Regions from separate parts of the Mus musculus genome. Here all the other regions are linked to region 3. A link is a loop called in an ENCODE intact Hi-C map of the cell type or tissue named here. Cell type or tissue: gastrocnemius. All regions are shown on one strand.

What was found. Hi-C counts contacts between places; a loop is a spot of excess contacts. Peaks named below come from ENCODE experiments on the same cell type or tissue, not always from the same donor. Only the 100,000 strongest peaks of a DNase experiment are listed, where the experiment ranks them.
Region 1: it touches region 3 in a loop (16-fold over the local background); 28 of 42 quality-filtered maps call a loop at or near these places.
Region 2: a loop joins it to region 3, with 3 times the contacts of the local background. A loop is called at or near these places in 13 of 42 quality-filtered maps.
Region 4: a loop joins it to region 3, with 2.5 times the contacts of the local background. A loop is called at or near these places in 9 of 42 quality-filtered maps.
Region 5: a loop joins it to region 3, with 2.6 times the contacts of the local background. A loop is called at or near these places in 9 of 42 quality-filtered maps.
Region 6: it touches region 3 in a loop (4-fold over the local background); 13 of 42 quality-filtered maps call a loop at or near these places.
Region 7: it touches region 3 in a loop (3-fold over the local background); 8 of 42 quality-filtered maps call a loop at or near these places.

What each region holds. Positions count from the first base shown.
Region 1 is chr1:55,381,616-55,385,615 of GRCm38, reverse strand. It overlaps the pseudogene Gm8531. Among named protein-coding and RNA genes, the nearest start is that of Boll, 20 kb to the right of the region's middle. In gastrocnemius, a CTCF peak has its summit at 2,285 (motif pointing right); a DNase peak (open chromatin) is centred at 2,293.
Region 2 is chr1:55,361,150-55,365,149 of GRCm38, reverse strand. Boll (boule homolog, RNA binding protein) reads left to right here and starts at 1,397. Exons shown (of 11, transcript NM_001368767.1): 1 at 1,397-1,851. The coding sequence starts at 1,831. In gastrocnemius, a CTCF peak has its summit at 1,744 (motif pointing right); DNase peaks (open chromatin) are centred at 1,361, 1,722 and 2,451; H3K4me3 peaks cover 913 bases.
Region 3 is chr1:55,237,094-55,241,093 of GRCm38, reverse strand. It overlaps Mars2 (methionine-tRNA synthetase 2 (mitochondrial)), which reads right to left and starts at 3,917. Exons shown (of 1, transcript NM_175439.3): 1 at 1,036-3,917. The coding sequence starts at 3,854. The coding sequence ends at 2,094. In gastrocnemius, CTCF peaks have their summits at 1,622 (motif pointing left) and 3,856; DNase peaks (open chromatin) are centred at 1,617, 2,428, 3,147 and 3,931; H3K4me3 peaks cover 2,461 bases; H3K27ac peaks cover 1,848 bases.
Region 4 is chr1:55,734,869-55,738,868 of GRCm38, reverse strand. All of the region lies in intron 5 of Plcl1 (phospholipase C-like 1), which reads right to left. Among named protein-coding and RNA genes, the nearest start is that of Gm32949, 150 kb to the left of the region's middle. In gastrocnemius, a CTCF peak has its summit at 2,304 (motif pointing right); a DNase peak (open chromatin) is centred at 2,305; H3K27ac peaks cover 161 bases.
Region 5 is chr1:55,739,957-55,743,956 of GRCm38, reverse strand. The region is part of intron 5 of Plcl1 (phospholipase C-like 1); the gene reads right to left. Among named protein-coding and RNA genes, the nearest start is that of Gm32949, 150 kb to the left of the region's middle. In gastrocnemius, no CTCF peak of the experiment used is centred here; DNase peaks (open chromatin) are centred at 767 and 1,858; H3K27ac peaks cover 3,521 bases.
Region 6 is chr1:55,872,076-55,876,075 of GRCm38, reverse strand. No RefSeq gene overlaps it. Among named protein-coding and RNA genes, the nearest start is that of Gm32949, 15 kb to the left of the region's middle. In gastrocnemius, CTCF peaks have their summits at 1,158 (motif pointing left) and 1,710 (motif pointing right); DNase peaks (open chromatin) are centred at 1,315 and 1,719.
Region 7 is chr1:55,128,211-55,132,210 of GRCm38, reverse strand. Mob4 (MOB family member 4, phocein) reads right to left here and starts at 966. Exons shown (of 8, transcript NM_025283.3): 1 at 852-966. The coding sequence starts at 911. It also overlaps the pseudogene Gm16581. In gastrocnemius, no CTCF peak of the experiment used is centred here; DNase peaks (open chromatin) are centred at 644, 1,008 and 1,841; H3K4me3 peaks cover 2,002 bases; H3K27ac peaks cover 2,481 bases.

The DNA of each region.
Region 1 (4,000 bases), 140 kb before region 3:
CCAGAAACTTAGGATACCCAAGATATAAGATACAACTTGCCAAACGCATGAAATTCAAGAAGAACGAAGACCAAAGTGTGGACACTCTACCCTTTCTTAGAAATGGGAACAAAACACCCATAGAAGGAGTTACAGAGACAAAATTTGGAGCTGTGACGAAAGGATGGACCATCTAGTGATTGCCATATGCAGGGATCCATCCCATAATCAGCTTCCAAATGCTGACACCATTGCATACACTAGCAAGATTTTGCTGAAAGGACCCAGATATAGCTCTTTCTTGTGAGACTATGCCGGGGCCTAGCAAACACAGAAGTGGATGATCACAGTCAGCTATTGGATGGGTCACACGGCCCCTTATGGAGGAGCTAGAGAAATTACCCAAGGAGCTAAAGGGAACTGCAACCCTATAGGTGGAACAACAATATGAACTAACCAGTACCCGGGAGCTCTTGTCCTTAGCTGCATATGTATCAAAAGATGGCCTAGTCGGTCATCACTGCAAAGAGAGGCCCATTGGACTTGCAAACTTTATATGCCCCAGTACAGGGGAACACCAGGGCCAAAAAGGGGCAGTGGGTGGGTAGGAGATTGGGGGGGTGGGTATGGGAGACCTTTGGGATAGCATTGAAAATGTAAATGAGGAAAATACCTAATAAAAAAAAAGGAAAAGAAAATAATAGCCAGAAGCTGGAAAGAACCCAGATGTCCCTCAACAGAGGAATGGATACAGAAAATGTGGTACATTTACACAATGGAGTACTGCTCAGCTATTAAAAACAATTAATTTATGAAATTCCTAGGCAAATTGATGAATCTGGACAGTATCATCCTGAGTGAGGTAACTCAATCACAAAAGAACTCACATGATATGGACTCACTGATAAGTGGATATTAACCCAGAAACTTAGAATACCCAAGATACAATTTGCAAAACACATGAAATTCAAGAAGAAGGAAGACCAAAGTGTGGACACTTTGCCCCTTCTTAGAATTGTGAACAAAACACCCATGGAAGGAGTTACAGAGACAAATTTTGGAGCTGAGACGAAAGGATGGACCATCTAGAGACTGCCGCACCTGGGGATCCATCCCATAATCAGCCTCCACACACAGACACTATTGCATATGCCAGCAAGATTTTGCTGAAAGGACCCAGATATAGCTGTCTCTTGGAAGGCTGTGCCGGGGCCTAGCAAACACAGAAGTGGATGCTCACAGTCAGCTATTGGATGGAACACATGGCTCTCAATGGAGGAGCTAGAGAAAGTACCCAAGGAGCTAAAGGGGTCTGCAACCCTATAGGTGGAACAACAATATGAACTCAGCAGTACCCCCCAGAGCTCGTGTCTCTAGCTGCATATGTAGCAGAAGATGGCCTGGTCAGCCATCATTGGAAAGAGAGGCCCATTGGTCTTGCAAACTTTATATGCTTCAGTACAGGGGAACGCCAGTGTCAAGAAGTGGGAGTGGGTGGGTAGGGGAATAGGGGGGAGGGTTTGGGGGACTTTTGGGATAGCATTGGAAATATAAATGAATAAAATACCTAATAAAAATGTTTTAAAAAAATAAATAAATGAAGGAAAAGGTAAAAAAAAAAAAAAGCAACAGTGGGTTTGGGAACTTCTGATTTCAAATACTGAACAAATGCCTGGTTGAGCACACAGAGCTAAGCTCATATTTCCTGCTTTTCTATATCAAATTATTGTTAATGAATAATAAATGAAAAACTTGTTAATGAAAAAACAAAACAAAAAAAACGAAATGTAAATGAAGAAAATACCTAATAAAAAAATTGGAAAAAAAAAAGCATAAAACAGAAGCATCCCAGAATTAAAGTCTACAAGGTTTCCATGCTATAAAAACTTGACAATTGCATACATAACTTTTGGATGCATGTAATTTCTGCTTTATACATTTTATCAAAGAAATGGGTTGCTTTTCCAACACTGATTTGAACATAGGAGGCTTTATGGTTGCCCTGCAGCCCTCAACTGGGCTTGGGGTTTATGGGATCTGCGGCTTCCCATGTCTTAGATTCCTAATTCTCTTTGTATTGGGGCCTCCTGGCTTGCTGTGTGGGTGCGACATTCGCTTCCTTTCTTCCACCAGGGAATTTGCGTTGAGGGTGGGCTGCTGCCTGTTTCTATAGCTGGCTTTTGTTTTCCAAGGCTCTTCAGCCCACAGGCGTGATTCCTAGGCAATTCAAAACCAAGCACTTTTACAATGAAGTTAACACAAACTGGGAAGTCTCCAGAGCAAGCGAGAGCCTGGCTGGCCAGCAGAGGGTGCTGGTGCACAAGAAGGGAGGTTCGTAAGGCCAAGCAGACAAGGGATCCCTGCCTGGCCCAACCTCAACAGGGGGAAAACCAAGACACTCCAAACCCATCATCCCCTCTGCCTGGCGCCTGGCAAATTTCAGTTTTAGATGACCCAGAGAGAACTGACCTCTACTTTGCCATTAAATTTCTTTCTTACCCTTAACGTTTGTTTTGTTATATGTTTAACGTGATTTTAAATTTATTTTAGTTTTTTTTAAAAAGCTTTCTTTTTTTATTATTACTCATCTATAATACGATTTTCTTCATTTTTTTTTTGTGCAATTGGATTTATTTCACCTTCGGCCGTCTGCTCTCTCAATTTCAAATATTTTTCAATTTAATTTTTTAAATTAAAAATAAAAGAAAGAAACTTTTAGGGAGAAGATACGAGAAGATGGAAAGATCTCCCAGGCTCATAATTCAGTAGGATTAAGATAGTAAAAATAACCGTATTACCAAAGCAATCTACAGATTCAATGCTGTCCTCAGCAAAATCCCAACACAATTCTTTACAGACCTTGAAAGCACAATGTTCAACTTCATGTGGAAAAACAAAAACCTCAGGATAGATAAAACAATCCTGTGCAATAAAAAAGGCTTCCAGAGGTGTCACCACCCTGATTTCAAGCTCAGCTGCAAAGCCAGAGTCTGGAACAAGCTCTGCACCATGTGCTGAGAAAAGTAGCAATGGTAGGCTTTCAGGGGCAAAACTCAGTTTTGCCTGGAAAAAGTTGCGTACTTTCTCTAATATTTACCTTTTTAAACTCTTCTCTAGTCTAAGGCCAGAAACTGCTGGCGTCTGGCGATTAACACCTGCTGATTAGCAGTGGGGAATTAAGTTAAAAAAATTGATAGCTCTGGCTCTTTGTTCTTTTCTCACAGGCCCCTCCCGGCTCCAGGGCTGGACTCATAGTTCGGTAACTCCTTGTGAGCCGCGTTACCAAAGAGAAAAGAAAAGAAGAAAAAGAAATCGCTGTCGAATGATATTCTGCTGTACTCATAGATTGGTGTCTAAAGAAGAGAGGATTCCTCCAGCAACTGATGGAAACAGATGTAGAAACCCACAGCCAAACATTAGGCAAAGCTTGAGGAATCCTTCAGAAGAGGAGGAGGACTATCCTAGAAACCAAACGAGACAAAGACACCACAAGAAAACCCACAGAATCGCACATTTGCGGGTCCCGGTGTATAGCGTGCCGCAATCACGGCTAGCCATCTGTAACTCAACAACGGCGCAAAGATGCCTACCCTGGGCCTGGGCACCTGAAAGTCCCCTTCTGGCCAGTGACTGAGGCTGTGAAGGTTGCGTAGGGTATCGCCACGCCACATTGACTGCTCTCAGGGGCACCAGAATGAGAAGGAGGTGGGAGTGGTCCTCCAGGAGAAGCTCAAGGAGAAGGTGGTGACTCGCCAGGACCTCTTCACCGTCATCGTGCTGTGGTGCACGTTCCACGACAAGAGCATGGTGAAAGGAGCCTGCCAGAAGATACTGAGCGACCTGCAGCGGGACTAGCTGGATCTCTGTCTTACTCACTGGCCCACGGGCTTCAAGCCTGGGCCCTACTCTTTCCCACTGGAAATATGATTCCTAGTGACAGTTGGCTATACAACAGCTAGTCGATGAAGGTTTGATAAAAGCAATCGGTGTCTCCAGCTTCAACTCTCTTCAGATTGAGAGG
Region 2 (4,000 bases), 120 kb before region 3:
GAACTTTGCCTTCCAGCAGCATATCCCATTATGAGCATAAGAACTGTACTGTCTACTAAGTTGATCCAATATAATTTTGTGTGATTCAGCCAAGTATTTTTTAAGTTCCTTTTGGATAAGAAGTAAAAGAGGAGCTGAACTGAGGAGTGTAGCTATCTTCCCTAACACAGTCACTGTTCCCTCAAGTTTGTTCATTATGTCAGACCAAGTATTTCCTGTGACAAGTGGCCTTTTTAGAAGATGCTCCCTTCAAAAGTAACTATTCTAGTAGGAAAGAAAAAGACTTCAGAAGAAAAGAGCACTAATCAAATAATAATCAAATCCTTAGTTACAACTGGAGGGATAGAATGCCCAAAAATCAATTCTAGAATATGTACTTAAATCTGAATACACATCTGTGTATTATTCCTTTTCCACAGAAACTCAAACCTGAGAAAATGAGTTTAAATTGTATGCAGAAAAGTATTCCAACTGCTAGGATGCTTCTACAATTAACAAAAATTGTTTCCCATCTTATTTTTGGTAAATAACTAAGCTTTTGGATATTTATTCTTGATAACTAACCTTTGGACATATTAACATTAATATTGTTGCTGCTTACTCTGAGGACAAGTTATGTAACTTTTTACAGTTGCTGATACTGATCTGATGGCTTAAAGCCCTTAAAAGCCAGCCCATTGAGATGAAGAATCGGGGTTGCAGAGCGCTAGGGTTAAAGCTACAGCTTTAGACTTTGACCCAAGTATTTAGCCACCTATTTACAGTAGAAATGACCATAAAGCACTGCACCGGAAACAAGATATGTGTATGATGGATAGTTGCTTATAATAATGACAGTCCTTATTACATGAATTTATCTAACAGAAATTACATACTACTTAAGAGAGAAGGTAGGCTCTCAGGCACTTTTTAAAAAGTCCTTGCAAAGGAGTCTTTGAACGGAGTTCCCAAAGCTATGGGGCCAAGTCTAATGAAGCTGGTTCCCTTCCCTTAGGCTCTCTCCTACTTTTATTTTATTTGCTTGTTTGTTCTTTTATGGGAGAGTGGGGGTGGGAGGGAGAGAGGGAGGGAGGGAGGGAGGGAGGGAGGGAGGGAGGGAGGGAGGGAGACAAGGTCTCACTGTGTAGCCCTTAAACTAACTATCCTTGAACTCGGTATATAGACCAAGCTGACCCTGAACTCAGAAATCCTCCTACTCTGCCTCCCAAGTGCTGAGATGAAATATGCATTATTAGCCAGGAGCGCAGGGCAGCTAGCCTACCAGGGGCCTGAACTGCGCTGCCCCGCCCTCCCTGGCAGGGATGAGTGACAGCGACAGCGACAGGTGCTGAGAGCAGAGGCGTCCGCTGCTTCTGTGTGTGGCGCCCGGAAGGGGGAGCAGAGTTTGCACGTGGGAACTTGTCTTCCTGTCTTCGAGCCAGCTTTCGGAAGTCCCCAGAGGCCACTCTCTGTAGTAGACCCTAGAGGTCGGCCCTCCAGGGCAGGGAAGGCTCGCCGCTCTTGCCTTCCGCGGCGCGTTCCCCTCCGCTCGCAGTGCTCGCGTCCGTCCGTCCAGCCGTCCGTCCTGCCGCCGCTGGCAGTCGCGGTGCGCGCCGTCCGTGCCGCCGCCCCGGCGGCCCCGGGACTTGCGCACAGCGCCACCGCCACCGCCGCCGCGCAGCCCGCCTCCCCCGCCCCCACAGGGCAGCTCGCCCGGCTCGGAGACTGCGCCACTGCAGCCGCCGCCGTCGCCGCCAGGGGGAGCGAGTCCCCGACGGGAGACGCGCCGGCTCGCTTCCTGCGAACGCGCCTTCCAACTTGAGCTTCCCGCGAACTCCGGAGATTAGAAAGATGGAGACCGAGTCCCGGGCGGTGAGTGCTGAGGGCCGGCCGGACTCTGCGCGGCCCGGCTTCGGACGGGCTGGAAAGAGTGGACTTTGGAGTCGAAAGCCTTGCTGTGGGGTTGGGAAGGAACGCGCCGCGGGAGGGCAGCGGGCAGCCCCGCTGAGGAGAGCGGCCCCTCGGGCTGTGTGAGAAGGGGCGCTGGGGGTGGGGGAGGCGGCGCTGGCCCTCGGTGGGGCGGACGGGCAGCTCGGGGGAAACGGCCATCGGCCAAACATGCCTAGCGAGCGGCCGCCCTCAAGTGTTCCCGCCCGGACGGCGGCGCCCTCGACGGCTCGCCCTTTTCAGGACACGTTCTCGCGGGCACGAGTTGCGCGGCCGTCGTCGACGCCCCGACCCGGGGCAAGGCCTGAGCCCGGGAAGGCCTGAGCTACGCGCGCTGCCCTGTCAGGCCTGGGCCCGGCTGGGGCCTAGGGGCCCCCACCGCCCCCGCCCTCCCAGTGCAGCCTGGTAACGTGCCGCGCCCCGCCCCGTGCCCGGCCGCCAGCCAATCAGCATGCGCCCACGCAAGGCCGCGGCCCCGCCTTGCACGAGGCGGCCAGCGCGTGGTAGGTGCCGTTGAGGGTTCCCGCCACCGCTGCTGGCGGGTTTGCCTGACAAAATTTCTCGCTGGCTGGCCTTCTTTTCCCTCCCGCACTTTGGTGGGGAGGGGGGAGACCCTCGTGTCGGTGTCCCGGTCCACGATGACCCGAGAGAACCCGAGGACGTTGTCAATCCGGCCATTTGCCCCATCGCCTCAGCCTGCTGGCCTCCGAGGGGAAGGAGCACCGAGGCGGTGACTGCGACGGTTAGCCCACCTCTTCCTTTGTCTTTGCAAAGATGATCCATCTCGAGGTCGAGGTTAAGCCTCAGAGGAGACGGCACTAGGGCCATGTTACCTTGGAAGAGCATCTTAAGAAACTCGTTGGTGGTCGAGCTTTACGGGGAAGCAGAGGGTCCAGACTAAGGATCCTGGAGCAGGCAGCCTCCTAGCTCCATGCTTTCAAATGGTTGACAGTGGGAGGTTCCCTCTCCTCAAATTCAGTGCTAACCTCGAAGGAACTTGATGTTACCTCTGTCAGAGCCTTGTTGCCTCTAACCATAAAATGGGTTCTAGAATGTTACTGATACTTCGGTCCTTACCCAAATGTTGACCAAGTACCAAGCAGGTCTCTCCTGAAACCTGGTTTATACAGTCAACAGATAGATAGGCACTGAACACTTGCTATGCGATGTTTCTGTTTTGCATGTCGCAGTGAGTTAAAAAAAAAATAGGCAAGCATCCTGTCTTCATGAATATTACAGCATAGTAATATATTACAGGTATATATGTGGTATCTTAGAAAATAAGAAAGAAAGCCATAACATCCACACTGGAGCCTTAAAAACAGGGACTGAAGTGATTTGGTTGTTTTAAAATCATTTTCTCAGTGTTTGAGGTCTCTTCACTTGGGACTGATTTCATCCACCTCTCACAGGAAAATGGAGTCTTCTTACTTAAACTTGAAAACAAACTAGTACTTCCATTGAACTCCTTTGTTTTTACAGAATTTTGTGAAGACATCATTATTTAACAAATTCTATACTAGAAATAAATTGGCACTGATATTGATATGTTCAGCCTTCTAAATTAGAAGTATAAACATAATGGATATATACCAATTTGTTTTGGGTTTTTTTGTTGTTTTGTTTTTTACAAGACAGGGTTTCTCTATGTAGCCTTGGCTGTCTGGGAACTCATTCTATAGCCCACAGACACATTTGTAATTGAGTTGTCTGTGAAGTCATTGGTCAAAGGAAGAAAGTACACCATGGGGCCTCTCAGGTGTTAAGAACACAATTTATACAAAATGGGCTTGAGACTTTTAGAATTCCAGGTAGAAGGGCTTTACCTGAAATGCGTATTGTAAGGAAACGGGAATGTTTCTGTGGTTGTGTGTATTATTGCTTTAAAAGTAAGATTGGTAAAGGAGAACAGTTGCTCAGAATATCCAGGATTAAGCAATGTTTGGTAGTTCTTGTGGTTTAGACAGTGCTTTTGTTTTTATAGGTATTTAGACACGATTAAAGAATTTTTTTTATCTTGCTCCATTATAATTACAGTGACCTTGTCTAATGCTGATGTTCTGTTAACAAGAGA
Region 3 (4,000 bases):
AATAGGGAATCTTACAAACCTCCACATTAAGCACACACACACACACACACACACACACACACACACCATCCCTTACCTTGGAAGCGCAATCCCTCCAGGTAAATGTAACTCTCTGCTTGGCAATTCTGAACTGCTATGTCAAACCAAACACAAATGCCAAAAGACTATTTGTCTGACCTTCTTGCCTATTACAGAAATCTGTCTGACCTTATCACCACAGAAAGAGGATCCAATTTACCACACTCCTCCACTCTGAATGCCCTGGCTACTAGAATTAAGTGATCTCTTTTCTGGACTCCCATCTCATGTCTAATAGCAGCTAGTTAAATGCCTTCACAGATAACAAGCTGCAAAAACTCAAACAGCAAGCAAATCTCCACAGGGACATGAGGCTCGCCTATGGAAGACACTAGGTCCATGGCAAACTAAAACACTGCAGTAAGAGCTCACCAAAGGAGAGGTTAGAATCTCACTACTTTTCCAGATGTCTAACTTTCTGAGAAACACCACCTTGCATCACTACACAGTCCCGAGACTGCCCTATACCTCAGTAGTTTATCCTACTAGTCTCAGCAGGTAAGTAGAGAATGCCATATTGAGACCTGGGATGATCTAAGGCACAAAATGATATAAGGAGTCCAAAGGAAAGCTTGTGGAAATGGTCCTTCACCTTACCATGCTGTGCTCCCTAGCAACCTACAATCTGTCACTTTGATAATTAGTAGAAACTAGAGATGAAAAGTGGCACTTTAGAGTAAGCCTGGAGAAACTTCCAGCACAATTATTTACTCCATAGTGAGCTCTTTTTCCTTAATACCATACTTAAAATGTATGTTCCAAAGCAAGCTCATTTTAAACTGTGGCCTAGCTGTCCCGTTAATTTGAAACATAAGGCTGACTATCTAATCACTGCACTAATTGTTACTGTAACATCTTCTCTGGAGCCTTGGAGAGAGCCCTGAATCCCAGACAGTTCTGAACACTGATCATTTTCTCCCTGCAACATTACTGTCAATGAGTGTAACCAAACAGCTGTAAAGAAGGTACTTAGAACCACACTTTAATAAGTTAAAAGGCAGGCATGGTGGCATACCCTGTAATCCCAACACCTGAAAAGTGGAAGCAAGAGACTGATGATAACAAATTACATAGTGAAAGCTTGTCTCAAAGAGAGTAATCAACAAAAACTATTTTGACATAAATTCACTAATTACAATATTATATCTTTCCTATATTATGTATCCTGGTTGACCAAAAATAATCATGAGGTAAATTATGTATGTGGATAAGAAATAATATAAAGAATACAACCCTTTTGAGGGCTTTATAGATGAACATGTAACTGTTACTATTATCTGTAGTACAGTGTACCTCAAGAGCTTTTTAGTTTTTTAATATAAACCTGTCATATTTACTTATATCCTATTGTACATGTCACTTTAATAGTTTTAAAATTAGAATTCTAGTGTCCTTCTGTTGTAAAAATATCAGTGTTTCCAAAGTTATCCTTTAAGAACAGTACAATTCTAAAATTCTGTGAATTAAACAGCTGAAAATAATTCTGTCTTCTGAAAGGACACTCTCAAGGAGCTCAATGTGTGCGAGCAGAGCCATCTACTGGATGGAGTGTAGTATTACAAAGCACAACTGCTGGGTTGACATGGGTAAAAGTCTAGGACACTAGTTCCTAAAGTTCAAAAAAAAAAAAACCTCTTTAACAGGAGACTCTGTTTAACAAAGTAGGGCTGACATGTAAAAACAGAGCAGGGACTTCCAACCCTAGATTTAGTTGAAGAAGGGGCTGTGTTAAATTAGCCTGGGGAGCAGAAGCCCTGACCCTGGGTTGGGAGAAGGTGCAATGAGAAGGAAGTGTCAGCATCTTCCATCCTTCTCTTGGAGACATTGGTGAGCAAGAACAGTGATTAATGGCACTGAGAAATGAAAAGGACTGGGTTAGAGAGACCTGAATCGTTCTGTTCATAAGGACATAGTTTATGTGCTCATTTGATACATACTCTTTAAGCATGACTTTACTTAAAAACGCAAAAAGAATACATTTGATCTTTTACTACCAGTCAGTAAGAGCTGAGTTCCTAGGTCCTGTGGGCTTTCACTAGCCGAGTCCTAGATTGGTCCAGTCTAGGAAACAAAAGCCCAGTGTCAGGTCCCAACTTTCTCCCCTCAAAGGGGCATGGGTGTCCATAGAATCGAGGTAGGAAGTAGAGCTCTCCAAGGCCTCTCTCTGTGGTAGAGACTCCCAGTCTTGACAGCAGTTTATCTGCTAAGTTTGGAGTAACAGGCTGAAGCAAAGTTCCAAACACTCGCAAGCACTCCAAGGCTACGTGAAGCACGGTACCCAGCCAGGGAGCATCCTCAGGGCTCTCCCAGTTCAATTTCCATGGTGCGTGCCTTTGGACGAAACCATTAGTTTGCCGAACACAGCTGGATACCGCCTCCAGAGCCTTATAGATCTGAAAGTCATTATAATAGCCCGCTACCAGTTTGGGTAAAGTGGCCACTGCAGTTACAAGCGCATAGTCTTCTGCCTGCACACGAACTGACGGCCCCGTTAACCCTGGCTCACTGGGGAAACAGGCAGCACAGAAAGATGGGTAGGTTCCAGAAGGATTTATTCTGTAGGCAGTGCACCGGTTTAAAAGCCCTCCTAAGGCATCTGCCAGCTCGGAGTCCAGCAATTTAACCACCTTTTCATCATAGTAATCGCAGTCCCAATTGGGAACGCCCTGCCGAAGGAGAAAGTAGCGAAAGCCATCCACAGTATAGCGATCAAGGCAAGTCCTGGGATCCACCACGTTGCCCAAGCTTTTGGACATTTTTTGGCCACTCACCGTCCAGTGCGAGTGGACATAGATGCGATGTGGTGGCCTCAATCCTGCCCCTAGGAGAAGGGCAGGCCAATAAATAGCATGAAATTTGAGAATGTCCTTACCTATGATATGAGAGGTGGCTGGCCACCAAGACTTGAAATCTGCATCTGGGTAGCCAACTACAGTGAGGTAGTTGACCAGGGCATCCAGCCACACGTAGATGGTCTGCGAGTCGTCCCCGGGAACTGGTATGCCCCAGTGCAGATGGCTACTCCTTCGAGAAACGGACAAGTCGGGCAGCTCCTCCTCCAGCCACTGAAGAACTGCCTGGTGGAACGGTTCCGGTGTGATTGCCTGAGGATTGTTTCCAAGCCACCGCTGGAGTGGTTCTCGAAACTGAGAAAGCTTGAAAATGTAATTTTCTTCCTTCGTCCAGGAGACAGGATGTCCGCTCTCGAGAGACACGGGACAGGGATCCCCGGACGGACCCACCTGCCGAGTAACCTTGGCCTCCGGCAAGAAGCACTCATCCGAGGCACAATACCACCCTTCATAGATCCCTTTGTAAAGCAGACCCCGGGCCTCCAGCACACCCCAGAAATGCTGCACCGCTACTCGGTGCCGAGCCTCCGTGGTGCGGATGAAGTCCGTGGAAGAGATGTCAGCCTCCCGGAAAAGCTGCAAAAACTGGGCAGACACTCGATCGCACAGCTCGATCGGGGCCAAGCCGGCGGTGGCTGCCGCCTGCTGGATCTTCAGGCCGTGCTCATCCGTGCCGGTGGAAAACCGCGTGGACGCAGAGCCGGGAACTCGGAGACGACGGTGGCGGCACAGGGCGTCGGCCAGTAGCGCCGAGTACAGGTGCCCGATGTGCGGCGCGGCGTTCACGTAGAAGATAGGTGTGGTGAAGTAGGCCCGCGCTTCCCCGGCGTCGCCACTAGCGCTCGGCGAGCACGAACCGTAGCGGCGACAGCCGCGGCCGAACCGGGTGCGCGTCAACACCCAGCGAGCACACTGCCGCAGCATGGTGACAGCCGGCCCCAGCACTGGAGGCGGTGTTCCCGAGCACGGGAAAGGGCGCGTGCGCAGCTGGACGGTACCGCCGCTTCCGGCGCGGAAGCCAATGAACGGCAAGCGTTGACTCCTGCGGCCCCGCCCGCAACTCCCCCGCC
Region 4 (4,000 bases), 500 kb before region 3:
TAGGAATGCCGCTGGCTTCCCTTTGCGGGGAAACATGGGATTTAATGAGAGCTTCTTTGAGTTCACCTAACGTTCTAAAGGTTTATTCATTAATTAGAGCTTGGTTCAAACGCGCTGTGTTAAAATCCATGTAACTGCGTGAAGCAGGAAAGACTACCGAATAGGGAAGGAGAGACGGAAGTAATTACGTGAGGAAGAACAGGATCATGTGGGAACTCAGAGCAAGCACACCTGTCGGAATGCAAAGGGACAGGAAAAGGGAGACACCAGTGAAGGAATCCTGAAGATGTGGTGGTATATGACAGCCGGAGCTCAGGGAAGCGTGCACGTACACACACACACACACACACACACACACACACACACACATTGTGCAAAAGTAACTCTCACTTATCTGGCTAAACTGGCACCAACAAGCTCTAGGAATTCTCTTGTCTCCTTAGTGCTGGGATTAGAGGTGCCCACCTCCCAGCCTGGCTTTTTACAGATCCTCACACTTCTAAGCACTTTCCTGGCTGAGCCATCTCCCCAGCTCAAAGGAAGGCTGTTGAGGCGTCAAGGACAGACTGCATCACATCCCCATGCCATTAAAGAAGGAGAACAAGTTCAGAGTAGGAAGAACCTGGAATAAATGATGAGAGGAGACCTGGAAAGGGGGGGGGGTGGGGAAGAGCAGCCACAGGCTTGTGCAGAGGGATTTTGGGAGCTGCAGGAAGGGCTTAAGGAAGCCACGGCTGGAAAGTGGTCATGCCATTTTTTTATGTTTAGAAAAGTAGCCCCATCTGCTGTGCTATAAAAGGGGCAGAAGCATATACGAAAGAGGAGAATTAAAAAACACATGGTAAGGAAAGACAGCCGTGGCGGTGAGGGCTGAGAGAAGAAAAGGCTCTTAGCGAGATGACCCGGAGGCTGATCCAAAAGAGCATGGATCAGAAAAAAGATCTCCCTCCCAGAATCTCAGTTTCATTATTTTGAGGTAGGAATCTGACAGGAGTCACTAGAGCAGACAGGAGATGCTCTGGCTTGGCTGTAGTGTGGATACTTTCATGTGGTGGGACAGATGAAGTATGTAGGAGTGAGCATCATCCAAAGATAAGCAGAGACAACCACTACAAGAGAGGCCTGCGAGCTGACAGAACAGAAAGGAATCAAAACCATCTCTAGACATACAGAGAGAGGCAGAGACAGAGACACAGAGAGAAACAGAGAGAGATAGAAAGAGACAGAGAGAGACAGACAAACAACAGGGACACAGATACAGAGAAAGGGGGAGAGAAAGAGAGAGAGAGGGAGATGAGAGAGGTAGAGAGACGGTAGAGGGATAGAGAGACAAAGAGGGAGAGACAGAGAGGGAGAGGAGAGACAGAGACAGACAGTGAGACAGAGAGGGGGAGAGGAGGAGGGAGAGACAAAGAGACAGAGAGGGGGATAAGGAGAGAAAGAGACAGGCAGAGAGACAGAGGGAGACAGAGAGGGGAAGAAAAAGAGACAGAGAAATATAGAGGGAGAGGAGAGAGTGAGAAAGAGAGAAACAGAGGGGGAAGAGAGAAGGAAAGGGAGAGAAGGAAAGAGAGAGAGAGCCTACCTCTAACTCAGAGGAACACCAAAATTTAGCAGGAGGGAAGGATCTGCAAAGGCTTCTGGGAGAAAGTCCAGAGATGCAGTAAGGAGACAGGAGCAGCGTGAACCAGGAGCAGGAGGGAGACACTCACAACCAATCAAGTAAGAGAAAAGCCGAGAAGTGTTCACAGTATTTCACAACAAGGTTCTGATGACCTTGGGAAAATGATTTAATGGAGTGGCGGGGGAGAAGACAGATGAAAGTTGGCTAAGGATGAGTGGGAGGTAAGGAGGTGAACTCTGCATGTCTAAGCAACTTTGTCAAGAAGTTTGGATGTGGGTGAGGACAGAGAGGAAGAATGCCGGAGGGGCCACATTCATTTCTAAAGGTCTTTTATGTGTATAAGAAATCTACGTATAAAGTCAGTTAAGCTGAACAATGAATAATTAAACCATGAATTGTGAAAGGAAACAGGGCAAACTATGAAGTGGGAGAGAGACAAGCCTAAACTTGAGGCTTATTTCTCAAACTTGGCTTATCCCAGTACCCTAATGTTCTTTCTCCTTACTTCAGAGCCCCTTATCTCTGTGACATGGAAAGTCTACTCAAGAAATGAAAATATAAGTCAGATTAGCTTGAGTATGCATAAATCTACCTAAAGTTAAAAGTAAAAGCAGAGATTTCCTATGCTCCATGCATGTCTAGCACCATACAATGAGAAATTCTCACATCGGCCAGGAGGGGGCACCCCTGTTCTGGGCTTGGGTAGAGCCAGTGCATCTTGGGCTCCAGGGATTAGAAACATCCTTGGGAAGCCATTTGGTCCATTCCTCTGCTTCCATGTAGAGCTGCAAATAAATTCTGATAGCTTCCCAAGTTGTCAAATACAACGATGTGTCACTGACCTGCGTAAGTCAACACTGCCATTCTAGGTAAACATGCTGTTCACAGACTTCAGGTGGAAAACAGTTCTAGTAAACACTGAAACTGTCAATCAAACATCTCCAAAAGCCCACCATCCACTGCTGCTTATTTTCCACCATTATGCAGCGCACGCGCGCGCGCACACACACACATACACACTCACGCATGCACGCACGCATGCGCGCACACACAGTACTTTTTTTCCAATACTAGTTAAAACCAGTTTTCTTATCTGTCAGTTACCTCAGGAAATGTTTCCATATTTTTCATTTGCTAATAGTGCAAAATGAATGATAGCAACTCAGGTTTATAAGCCAAGAAAGAGAACAAGACCAGGATACAGTAGAGATGCCACAGGCCTGTCCGCATGGTCAAGGACAGCAAAATGTTTGATCTCTTACTCTCTTACCTTTCCTTGATTTCTGAAAATGTATAATCACAGATATAATTTTTTGAGGACTTGTTTGGGACTGGACCATGAAGAAGTTGTAAGGCAGAACCAAAGGAAGTGAGTATTCAGAGAGATATGACAAGGAGTCAAAACCTCAGAGGGACAGCCATACTTGGAGCACATAGTGAAAATGGAAACTACCAGGAGAAAAGAGCATAAACAACCATTAAACAAAATTACTCAGCAAGAAGCAACCACCTTTCTAGAAACAAATTTAAGGCCGTACGCACACCTCCCTCTACAGGATTCTATAACTGCTACCCAGAGATTCAGGAAGCTGTACGCACTCCTAGAAAACAGCCTTTATGAACGTTGTACACATTCCACAGTGCCATGTTTGCAGTGCTGCCTAAGTGAACGTCGACAGAGCATCCTAAACAGTCTCAGGTGGGACCCCCTGGGCCACTCTAACTCTCCCCAGTCACTTACTCAAACAGCCAGGCTGGCACCTTCCAGGGGACATCTCGGCACTGACAAGAAATCAGTGGATCTGGACAAGCTCCCTTCCAAGGGCGACCCTGAGAGGCAGTAGAGCAAACAGCCACACTCCACATGCAGCATTTTCCTAAGCTGTGGTTCTGAGCACACCTTTTCATAAACGATGCTCATTTCAAGGGCATTAGGCCACCACAGTCAGCTCTGTAGTTCACACTCATTTACTCTTTCCTTGGTTTGCTTTAGTTTTTTTTTTTTTTTTTTTTTTTTCTTGTGCTTGGAGCACATGCAGATTGGCCCGCACTGCATCCACATTCAATGCATGTTAAAGTGAAAATCTCCAAGGCGTCTGTGTCCACGGCATTCATTTTATGGAACTGGGAAAACAGAAAGAATTCTTCAGTAGGAACACATATAAGGAGCAGACTCAAAATGCAAAACCTCAACGTGTAGAATACTAAAAGAAAAGGAGATCTGCTTCTATTTCAAGAGCAAGCCTCATTCACCTTTCTGAAGGCCAGATGGAGGTGAGATTCACACCGGGTCCTGCTGACAGAAGCAGTTGTTTAGGTAGGTATGCCCATCCTCACTCTCTAAGGAATTAACAGTTCCAAGTTTCCTCTTTTTGC
Region 5 (4,000 bases), 500 kb before region 3:
CAATGAGCCCAAATTACCTCCCATGAAAGTTGGTCATCAAGAGGCAGTTCACACAATTTGAGAAGAATTGGAACTCCGAGAACAATGAACCTTGAAGCTATCTTGGCAGTGACACACAGGATTTAGGGAAGGTTGGGATAAGCCGTTCCCAAGAATAAAACCTGCACTAATGTGGAAGTTTAACTGGGGATCCCTCGGTTCAGTGACCCTCTCTCACACCTAGTAACCGATTATCTTATCACTTCAATGTTGGGAATTGGTTCTAATGCTTTGTCTTATTTCAGCTCCCCAAAGCCGCACTTCCAGACCTGAGGGTCCCTGCTCCCAGCTGCCTTCCATTGAAAATAAAGAATTGCAGTACAGCCAATGGCTGGGCGGGGAGACAGGGTGGGACTTTTAGATTGGGGGAGGGAGGGTAAGAGAGAAAAGGGAGGAGAATTGCCATGATAGAAAAGCAGAAAGATAAAACTTAAAGGCCAGTTGGCATGTGAGAATCCAGGAAAGGGGCCTTAGGGGCCACTTCCCCGACTGGGTCTGGTGTAGCAGAGATGAAATATAGATTTTAAAAGATGTTAACTCAGGAATACTAGAGGGGAGTTTAAACAGCTATTTCTTTTAAAGCAGGAGAAAGTAAGAATGAACTGAACTTGTCTGTCAGAAAAAGGAGTTAGTGGTGAACATCATCTTGGATGACAGACCTGTTATAGTTCTGTAGATTCCCCACTTTGGGTTCCCTTCAAGGGAGCAGTGTTTGAAAGGCCATCTGTCTGCTGTGGGCAATGACTGCAAGCCTAATCCACTTACAGAAAATGTCAACAAAATTGCTTCAACGCCAGTGAGCTGAATAATAGAACACCCTAAGCTAACTTAAAAACATGATTCTGAAAGCCTTAGGAATTTCTATTCCCTGGAGGATCCTGGTGTCCCGATAATCCTTGCTACCATTCTGATAAAAGAACCATTCAACAGGACAAGAGAAGGCATGGCCTGTCGATTCCCTCCTCCCTGCTCTCACTCCTGCTCATGGTCTTCTTCTCTATGTTAACGGACCTAATAAGAAAAGGGAAGAGGTTGATATCCACCTCTTCACACTAATGAAACTAACTGCATTTCAAATAAATTTTTTTTAAAAAAATAGCATTGTTGAAAATTTCCACTATCTAAGGATGACCTACCAACTGCAAAAATAACCTTGAAATCTAAGCTCATACAACCTTGATGGTTGCTGTATGACATCTCAGGAAGACCTAGAATAACCTGGAAAGACCTGTAGAAGCCTTACCTCTAGTAACTGAAAACCATTATCATCACCAAAGACTCACTCACAACAACTTGAAAGATGTAGAATGCCAAAGGCCAGAGCTAGCAAAAGCTGGAAAGGTCCTTACTATTATTAGAAGAATATATTTTTAAAATGCAATATGATACCTTCTGTGTAAGGCTTCTTTTAAAGAAGGATCTGATTACATGACTCCAATTATTAGTTACTTGGCTGATCCTCAAAAAGTCATTTTGCAAAAGTGCTAGACTAAAAAGAAGACGTAAAACCAACAGCCCCTGACCAAGGTGCTGCTTCAGGCCAGCTCTGTGCCATAGCTTTCAAAAGCAAACTGATTTTTGTGACACCTGCTCTATATTGTACAACTCCAAAGACACCTTCCACTCCCCTTTCCAGTGTTGGCATCCTACAGCCCTAGTTCTGGTCTAGAAATGCCTTCTCTCCAGGGATAGCCATTCTTTAGTCTCTACAACTTATGTTTAAGTAGACTGAATGTAAGCACATGTACCCCAGGCCTATTCCCAGAACTGGAAAGCATCCGTTACTGCTGGCCTGAGTCCCAGTTCTGTGTAAATTGGAGGGAAGGGTTGCCAGGAAGATGTGCCAAGACACGATCCACCCAGAGAGTGAGGCTGGTCCAGCTCCTGGTGAGTGTTCTGATCCTCCCATTCCTCAGGCTGAGTCTATGGCCAACTTCATTTCCACATCCATGGCCGATTGGAGACCTGCTCTGTTATGACTATTTATTCTGCTTCTCAAATCCACCAGAGCATTTGCTTAGACACCAAAGCAATGGCTACTGCAAGGAAAGGTCTATTCCCATTCTCCACAAGTCTGAGACTCATGCAGGTTACAGATCTCACACTCAGGTCACCCCCAACACAAACTGCTATAGCACACATGTGTGTATGCTAAAAGTGGGAGTCTAGAAATTTTACGGTTTGGTTGTTTATTTAGGGTCATGCTGGTTTGATAATTCATTGATCACTACTATGTTTACACCACTCTACATATCTATATACAAACACAATACCTCTATTAATAAATATGGATGAATGAATCTTAATATCCATTCAGTGCTAACATCTGCTACCCAGCACACATTGAATTAGCCTAAGTGTCCCATAAAAATTTTCACACTGTTATTTTTTCATCCAGAGACCAAATCAAAGGTCACATAGCACTAACATCTTTGAAGAGAATGTCTCCATCCTGAGGACTCGGTGAACAGAAGTGACAGATACTGACCAGCAAGGTCACAGCCGCAAGTGAGTGTGTGAGTGGCATCTCTGAAGAGACTCACATTTCTACCCTCACTCCTGCTGACTTTATGGAATTCACACCACTAACTCATATGCATGTGTCAAAACATCTCGTTTAAATGTCAAATACCATCACTCTTACCTTTTTATTTTTAAATCAACTTTATAAATATATATCCCTGAAAAAAAAACAACCCACCATACATTCACAAAACCTACTGGGTTCTGTGTCATGCCAATGCCTCCCTAATCCTTCTTTCTATTTGGGCCTCAGATTTCTTCCCAGAATAGATTGCTGTGAAAATGAAGCCAGTGGGGGGTGAGGTGTAGGACGCTCACATTCGGCACTTTGACATGACAGCAGCTGATAGTCCTTAGAACTTGATGTGTGAACTAAGAAAACAAAGAAAAAAGTAAGAGGAACTTTCAATTACTGCAGTAGAAAATCAGGAACTCTATCCGACAAGCCTTCATGATTCTTTCTGCAGCCATGGATCTGTAATAAGCAAAGCAACATGGCCCTCTTCTTTAGCTTCATCAGTATACTCCTGAGAACACACAGTAAGGGTCTTTTAAAAGTCATATGGAATCATATAATTTTATATCTATGTAAAATTAACACAATGCACATAAACATATGCCTATATTAAATATATGTAAATATATGTGCATAATTTAAAGGAAGTTATGTCTCTTGGGGTCATAATGTTACCCTCAAAAAAATCACAGACTAACAAAAACCCCAGTACCAAGCAAGAGAATCATCCTTTTGAGTATTTCTCCAGGGAGTCCAAGAAACTCCAAAAGCCATATAGACAATTGCCGTTCGCTCTTGGTCACCTCCCAGAAAGCCCTATTGCTGAGGACACCGCAGACTTTATACACAGGATTCAGAGGAACTAGAATCCCTCACCAGAAAGTCCCTCTGTGAGGACTGGCTTGATGGTACTGAGAGGTACTATGTAAACTACAGATTGAAGAAAACATCTAACAGGCCGATCCAACTGCGATGCCTATGCATGATGACAGTGACCGGAACAGCAAGAGTTCCCTAGAGGGATGATAGTGGCACTTTTATCTTGGCTGTAACCAACAGCTAATTGATTGGACATAAGGCAGTCAATAGGTGGGAAATCACATCTGGAACTATAAATCTAGCCAAGCACCCTTGGCTGCTGAGGCCACAGATTTCAAAGGGAACCTACTACTGCCTCCTTCCAAAACAAGTATAAGGTCTAACTGCACTCTGAACATTTATCCTTACGCCCACAGGTTAGTGTAGCTCTCATCTCTCATCAAACAGCATTCTTTTCTAAGTAGACAGAGACTTTTCCAGAAAGCCACAACTAGTCAAAAATGCAGAAAACCTCCGACTTTGGAGTGCCCAGATGCAATTGAAGCATCTCCAATACATCTCCTGCTCCTAAGGCTCAGAGAACATTGAGGAATAGGGGGCAGA
Region 6 (4,000 bases), 630 kb before region 3:
ATCAGGCTGACCTCCTCATCACCTAGGATCTAAACCTTTTTGATAATACACATGTGCACACACATGCTCCCCCATACACACACACACACACACACACACACACACACACACGAATACTAGCTTTTAATGATACTATCAACCAAGATCAATAAACAACCATGATAAAACAATGATTAGGTCCTCAACTACAGGAAGGTGAAAAGAAATCTTATTTGTATGTATGATAGTAAATCTCAAACATTAAAATCGATATATGAACCTAGGACCATGAAAGGCTTGGTTACAATAGACATTCAGTCAATAGTCATGCCCATGTCTGAAGACCCTCACTAACCTAGTGAGCCCCTTCCCACCCAAGTGTGCTGGGTCTATACAGCCTAATTCTTCTATCTTCTGCTGACTTACAGACACATCTCCTTTTATGTTGTATGCAGTAAGATGGCCAAGATGGATCTTAGCAATACAGACTGGAGAATAGGTAAATATATAGAGTAAATCAGAAAAATAAGAAATCAGGGTATAGCCCTCTTGGTAAACTTTAAGTAGTAGATAAATTAGGCATTTGGAAGATCATAAGGCAATGTATGAGTACCATTCACTGACATCAGTTCCTTACTTGTGGAGCAGAAAACCTGAGACGGGTTTCTTTCATAAAAGAAAGGCTCAGGGCTCAGCAAGAACAGGTCATGACACCAATCCAGCTCTCACAAGCACTGAGGATGGGGGTTTGGCTACTTTTTTGTATCCCCTGACAACTAGCTGACTAAAGCAACCTTCAGAATTTCTCTTGGTGTACAGTCTCAGGATCAGCAGGCAGAGAACTCTGGCTAGCCTCAAAGTGACTATGAAATTCCGGTCAGCCTTCAGAGACCCACCTCTGCTAGCAGGGCTTTGTCAAATGCTAGGCGGGATGCAGCTCACGGCAAGAATCAGTGGTTGCTACAAGCTCACAGCCTAAGATATTGATCTTGTCTTTTTAGTTTTGGTTCTTTATCGTTAGTATAGATGCCTTGCGTACATTTTCTATTACCTTGGCTGTGGTACTCACAGAGCAGGCTGCTTAGCAGAACCAATTGAACCTTGTGATATTCCTAGGCCTCTTCCGCAACCCACTCCTTAATGATCCTTCTACTGCCCCCTACAGGATAGAGGTAGAGGAGCGTCTCTCTGATACTTGTCTCTGCATGTTAAGGACAAAATTCCTGTAAGGTAAGAAGAAGTACAAATAGAGAGCCCTCACAGCTGGGAGAGCCCTCACAGCTGGATCTCAGGACACTGTGGGTGGAGAGCCCTCACAGCTGGATATCATTGCGAAAATAGTGGGATCTGAGACAAACTGCTACCTCCCTACACCTCTCTCCAGGCTCCTATTTTTAGTTGTGACACTGAGGGAAGCAGGATGAGGCAAAAAGTTCCACCCTCCCAGACTCTAAAGCCTCTTCTGGGACAAAGACTCTGCCATGCTTCTCCATGGCACACACCACAGCCAGCATGAGTCCTTGAACACAGGACTCCATTGTGTTTTTTGTTTTTTTTTTTTTTCAATAAAACATGAACTAGCAGGTTAAACGTAAGCATAGATCGAAAATCTTGTTTATCTGGGAGCTTCTGCAACCTGTCTCTTGACCTTCGATCTATTTAGATTTAATCACACTTCAAGAGTCTTGGAAAGAGATGAGGGCGAATGCTGCAATATGGCCGCTAGATGGCAGCACTAACCCACCACAGAATATCCCCAGCACAGGACACCAGCTACCGCTTGGAGCAGCTGCTGTTCCAATAGAATCCCAAGATTGAGCACATCAGGAATAATGTGCTGCTCTGCCTGGTCTCTCTGAACTTTCTTTTGTTTGTCATTGTAAGGAATCTTTGTATTACCATTGATGGAGCATAGCTGGTCTGTTGTCAAAACCAAGATACTGATGTATACTTCAGTAGTTTATATTTTCATGCTGTTTTTGCAATTATTATTGTTGTTGTTATTATTTAAACATGACATTAGAGGGTGAGGAGGTAGACTTATACTTTCTTGTGTATAATCCCCAGAAATTCAAAAGGAAAAGAAAAATGTATAATAAATGTTGCCTTTCTCACCATGGTTTCAGCATTCAAGACAAATATCTTGCTTGTTAACTTTAGCCTAAAATGTATATTACTTCCAGTGGCCAAGAAAAGAATCACAGGACTGACTGGTCAAAAGAAGAATGGGGTACATAGCAGAGACCTGCACAGCAAATGGGAGCTAAGCAGAGGACTGGTCGTACCCTCTTAGCCTTCACAGGATGACTCCTGTGCAAAGGTGAGACTTGGCTTGGTCCTCCGCCTGCCTGCCAGTCACTCTGGCTGCCTGAGCACACCTGTCCTGCTTGAGGGGGGGTAGGGACTGGCTTCCTTGAGGAAGGCGGTCTATACCTGTTCTTAGTTGTAACAGCTGCTTTTTAAAAAGCATCCCACTTCGTTCTTCTTGAGTTTCATGTGTTTTGCAAATGTGGACACTTTGCCCCTTCTTAGAATTGGGAACAAAACACCCATGGAAGGAGTTACAGAGACAAAGTTTGGAGCTGAGACGAAAGGATGGACCATCTAGAGACTGCCATACCCGGGGATCCATCCCATAATCAGCCTCCAAACGCTGACACCATTGCATACAATAGCAAGATTTTGCTGAAAGTACCCTGATATAGCTGTCTCTTGTGAGGCTATGCCAGGGCCTAGCAAACACAGAAGTGGATGCTCACAGTCAGCTATTGGATGGATCACAGAGCCCCCAATGGAGGAGCTAGAAAAAGTACCCAAGGAGCTGAAGGGGTCTGCAACCCTATAGGTGGAACAACAATATGAACTAACCAGTACCCCCCAGAGCTCCTGTCTCTAGCTGCATATGTAGCAGAAGATGGCCTAGTCGGCCATCATTGGAAAGAGAGGCCCATTGGTCTTGCAAACTTTATATGCCTCAGTACAGGGGAATGCCAGGGCCAAGAAGTGGGAGTGGGTGGGTAGGGGAGTAGGGGGGGAGGGTATGGGGGATTTTTGGAATAGCATTGGAAATGTAATGAAGAAAATACCTAATTAAAAAAAAAGCTGAATGGAAATGAAAAATTTTAAAGCAACTATGTTAAAAAAAAAAAAAGAAAGAAAAAGAAAAAAAAAAAGCATCCCACTGTTAGCTCCCTGTTGCCACAAATACAAACGTTCCCTGGGTTGCTTCTCTTGTTCTGCCTTCCTTTCTCTTGGATCTCAGAAGAAGTCAAAAACTGAGATGGGTGGGATAGGGAAATAGCATTATTTTGGAGAAAGAAATTTACACACACACACACACACACACACACACACACACACACACACACATATATAATTGTATGAATTATAGGATCTATCTCCCCACCCTTGAATGTCATGTTTAAATAACATCATTATCATTATATATATATATACATATATATATACATACACACACACACACACACACACATATATATATATATATATATATATATATATATATATATATATATATGCATTGATGGGTGCCTTACACAAAGCAGGACAGTGGCAAGTGTTAGTAGGGCCATAGCTCACATTTACACAAATGATAAGCTGTCACAAAGTGAAGTCATTTTAAACACTGCCCTATGTATGCCTGTCTGAAGAAGTTTGCTGACCTCATCAACATCCCTCAGCATGGTACCTGACTCTGCTTAATTTTCTTTCCCTCAGAAATATTTTATTGATTAAATTTGTCCATTACACTGCCTCTGGCTTTTCTTCTGCCTTAAGCCCCACTCAGTAGTATAGAGTCCAGAAGGGTGACCTGGTAAAACCTGTGCCTGGAACCTTTGCTCCCCAAGCATTCTCTGTACTGTCCCCTGCTGCTCTCTGGTCCGGGGACCACCAGCACCTGAGCTCCTCAGCTCTCTGGTCCCTGTCTGCAAGTAGCTAGTATGGAATTCTGGTATTGAAGGAAGGTAAAAGTTCCCGTCCCTTACCACGAGCTTACCTG
Region 7 (4,000 bases), 110 kb after region 3:
TTTAAACATATCTCTTTTGATTTTAGAACTTCTACTCAACGACTCAACCCATTTCCAAAGGCTGATTAATCCTATCAAGTTTGAATGTCAACGTGGGTGGTTTTTTTTTTTGGGGGGGGGGTCTTTTCCGTTCTTTTCTGTTCTTTTTTACTGTGAAGCATCCCTGGTTTGCAAGTCCTAAGAAGCACCAATTTACTCCCCATAGTGCCCTACTATTATTTTGATGTATATAATCAGTTCATTCCGACTATTGTCCACGCGCATTAGCATGAATATACGCAAGGAATGACATGTAACAAGTCACAACCTGGTGCCGAAAACTTGCTGGACCAGAGAACAGCTGCAGGGAAGCCGAAGGGAGTGGTGGCAAAGACAAACAACAGGAGGATAACGCAAACTAGTGCCACCTGCATCCGGCTAGACCAACTGGATGGAGCCGACCGGCAGGTACGTCACCGGCCAAGCTTGCTCCCGGTGAGGTGGGCAGTGTTTACAGCCCTCGACGCCGGCGGTCCCGACGCGGGGACAGCCCCCTGGTCCCCAGCTGGCCCACCCCACACCCGGGCGCCGTCAGCTGCCACTCACAGCAGGCAGCGCAGCAGCAGCCGCTGGTGACAAGCGTCAGCCCCGGGCCTCGGCGAACACAGCGGGGTCCTGCGTCTAGCAGGCCTCCAGGGCGGCCGGCGCCGGCTCGGCTGCCTCCGGGGCCGCGGCTCCGGAAGCGCAGGCCAGCCACCGCGGCCACGGCCCCCACCCGCTCGCCCTGGCCTCTCCTAGACGGAGTCCCGCCAGCAGGAGAGCCCCGGCTCGGCCCCGCCAACTCTGTGACAGGAAAGCCGTAGGGACGATACCTGCGCCTTGGTGCCTGGCCTGTTCCGCCTCAGCACTGCCGTCCCCTCCGCCATGACCATAGTGCCAGAGTCTGGGCGGCTGGCGTCGGTACCCGGATGTGGGGGCCGGCAGCTTGCGCGGGGGGCGGGGCACGGCGGGGCTCAGCGCTGCGGCGGCGGGGAGGGGCGGCAGCCTGCGGAACAGCCGCCGCCCGCGCGGAGCACCATGGGAAGAGTGCCGAGCCCGCGGCTCCGGCGGAGGGAGGAGCACAGAATGAACAGCCGGCGGAGCTCCGCCGAGGCCGAAAAGGAAGATGCGACCGGAAGCTGGGGTAGAGAGCCGCTTCCAAGGTCTGTGGTGCAGGTGACCCAAGCCTGCGTCACTTGTGGGTGTTTGTCCTTCAGCTGTCTATAGACTGGAAGGGCAGTTTGCACAATAGTGACCATCTCAGAAAAGCGAAATGAGAACATAATTCTCCACCCCAGATAATCTGGTAAATTTTTATAGAATCTTCATGGATTAACCCAATCTAGAATCAGATTGGCTGGGTCGGTTAAAGGGAAGACAGGAGGTACTGATAAATCTTGCTTCTAGGGTCCTCTTACTGAAAAGCCAAGGACTCTTTCAATGACAAGTTGGTTTCCGTAGATAAAAGACTCAATGCTAAATTAAAAAAAAAAATGCCCATCATGAGATAGAAAGCGCACATCTGTTATTGTGTGTTAGAGTTAAAATAAACTCACATTTTTGCAAGTCGGAAGCAGGAGGAAATGAATAGCCCTTGATGGCTTTTATGAATTCTGTATCTTAACAAAATTCCAAGTTTCTCGTGTTTTTAAGTGTGATGTTTTTTGTGTGTTTTCTTTTGTTGTTGTTTTGGTTTTGTGTTTTCTTTTTTTGGAGACAGCGTCTCCCTGATGTTCCTTGAATTTAAGAGATTTGTTTTGAGTGCTGGGACCAACGGAGTACACGGCATGCCCGGCCAGGCTTAGGGGTTCATGTGTAATCCAACCCAGGTGATCCCACACCTTTTTCTGAATCCCTTGGGCGCATGCAGGTAAAAAGCTTACACACATTAAATAAATAAGCAAGTAAATAAGCAAAACAGTTAAAAGAATTGTTTAGAATTCAAAGCCAGCATGGGCTACATAGAGAGTTCCAGGCCAGGCAGGGCTACAGAGCAAGACTTAAATCTTCTCTCAATCTTTCCCAAAATAAGAAAAAAAACACAGCATTTTTACCAGAATCTTTTTTTTTTCCAAACAAGAAAAGTTTGTTTTGGTTTATAGTACCATGGGACACCTGGTGAGGAAGTTGTGGACACTGGGTAAGTGCTCTTTATAACTTCAAGAGCATGGGGTTCAGAAACAGAGGTCTTAAGCTGGAGGCAGAAGCTGGTATCTGCATCAAGACCCGCCCAAAGTGAGCCACTTCTCAGAGCTGGGCCATGGTTAGAATTACACAACCTCCAAATCGAATCTCAAGCTGAACACCAAGTGTTCCAACATAAGAGCTGCGGCGGGGCAGAGTGGCGCCTTTAATCCCAGCACTCAGGAGGCAGATACAGGCTGATCTCTGTGAGTTCAGAGTATGCCTGGTCTACAAAGAGAGTTCAAGGCCAGCCAGGAGTATGTAGTGAGACCTTATCCTTAAACAACAACAATAGTAAGAATGAACGGAGGAATTCCCTTATTCAGATTGGCCTATGGATATGCCTAGGGAGCCCTATCATTATTAATTACTGATGTGGGGGGCTCAGCCCACTGTGGGTAATACCACCCCTGGGCAAACTGACAAACCCTGGGAAACAGACCAGTGGCCAGTAAGCACTGTTCATTCATGGCCTCTGCTTCAGTTCTTCCCTCCAGGTTCCCACCTTAAGTTCCTGCCCAGCCCTTCCTCAGTGACGAATTGTTACCTAGAAGTGTAATAGGAAATAAACCTTTTCCTCTCCTAAGTTGGTGTTGGTCATTGCTTTGTCGTAGCAACAGAGGAGCAATGTGTCTGAATGCATATGACATGTGTATGCATACAGCTGTCCTTGGAAGCCAGTGTAGAGTGTCAAGATCCCCTGGAGCTAGAGTTACAAGCAGTTGTGAGCTGCTTCATTTGGTTGCTCGAACCAAACCTCTAGAAGGACAGGATTCACAAATTCTTTTTTTTTTCTTAATTTTTTTATTATTTAAATGCATTTTATGCATCAAACATATTAAGAATATGAAGTATTTTGAGAATCAAATAATACACAAAATTGTTCAACTTTTATATTCATATCCTTTCATACCCTAAAAATATTAATGAATATTTAATACTATCCATAACTGAGGATCCTATGTCTAATGTTGAATACTAAATTGTTTCAAAACATACAAAATATTCTTTGGGAATTAAGCGTAGTAAAAGAGCATAAAATACAAAAAAATGAATTATTAAGAAATATATTCAAAAGCCCTTATATGATACCACCTGACATAGTGAGAGAGTATTTAAAATGCATTATATTATCTGTGTACATTGTCTAACAATCAGTTTACTTAAAAAAAGATTATCAGTTTTTCCTGGAAAGAAATTTTTTTTTTTTTTTGCATTTCTCATTTTTATTTTACAGAAAAAGTTGCTTTTACTGTACAGATTTTAAAAAACCAAAATGCCTTAAACAAAGTTGGGGGGGAAGAGGGTCTCACAACCTTGTCAGGGGGTACAGCAGGGCCAACCAACTTCAGCTCCTTCCTCTTTCAGGAAAGATCACAACTTACCAAGTCAAACCATCAGTCACCCAAGAATTTAGGGAGCTAACTCCCTGCATCATCACAATCTGAGGCCTAGATGCCCTGAGCTGTGCCCCTCCCTCCCTAAACTCCCTCCCTCCCACTCCAACCCCCAAAACACAAGAACCAGGAAAAACTCACAGAGATCAACATTTCACAGGAACAACAACAAAAAAAGGGTGGGTGGGGGAGGAAGCTCTCCCCTCAAGATGCTGCCAAGATTCAAGGGAAGGCATACAAAGACTCCTTCCATGATTCTTCTGGGAAAAATGAGGAATACTCATGTCTCCAGAGTATGAGGTGTAGTGGAATCCAGATTACGGAGACCTGGAGGAGCGGTGACGATTAGAACGGGGACTAGGTATCTCCTTTCTCTTGTGACCAGGAGAGTGACTGTCCCC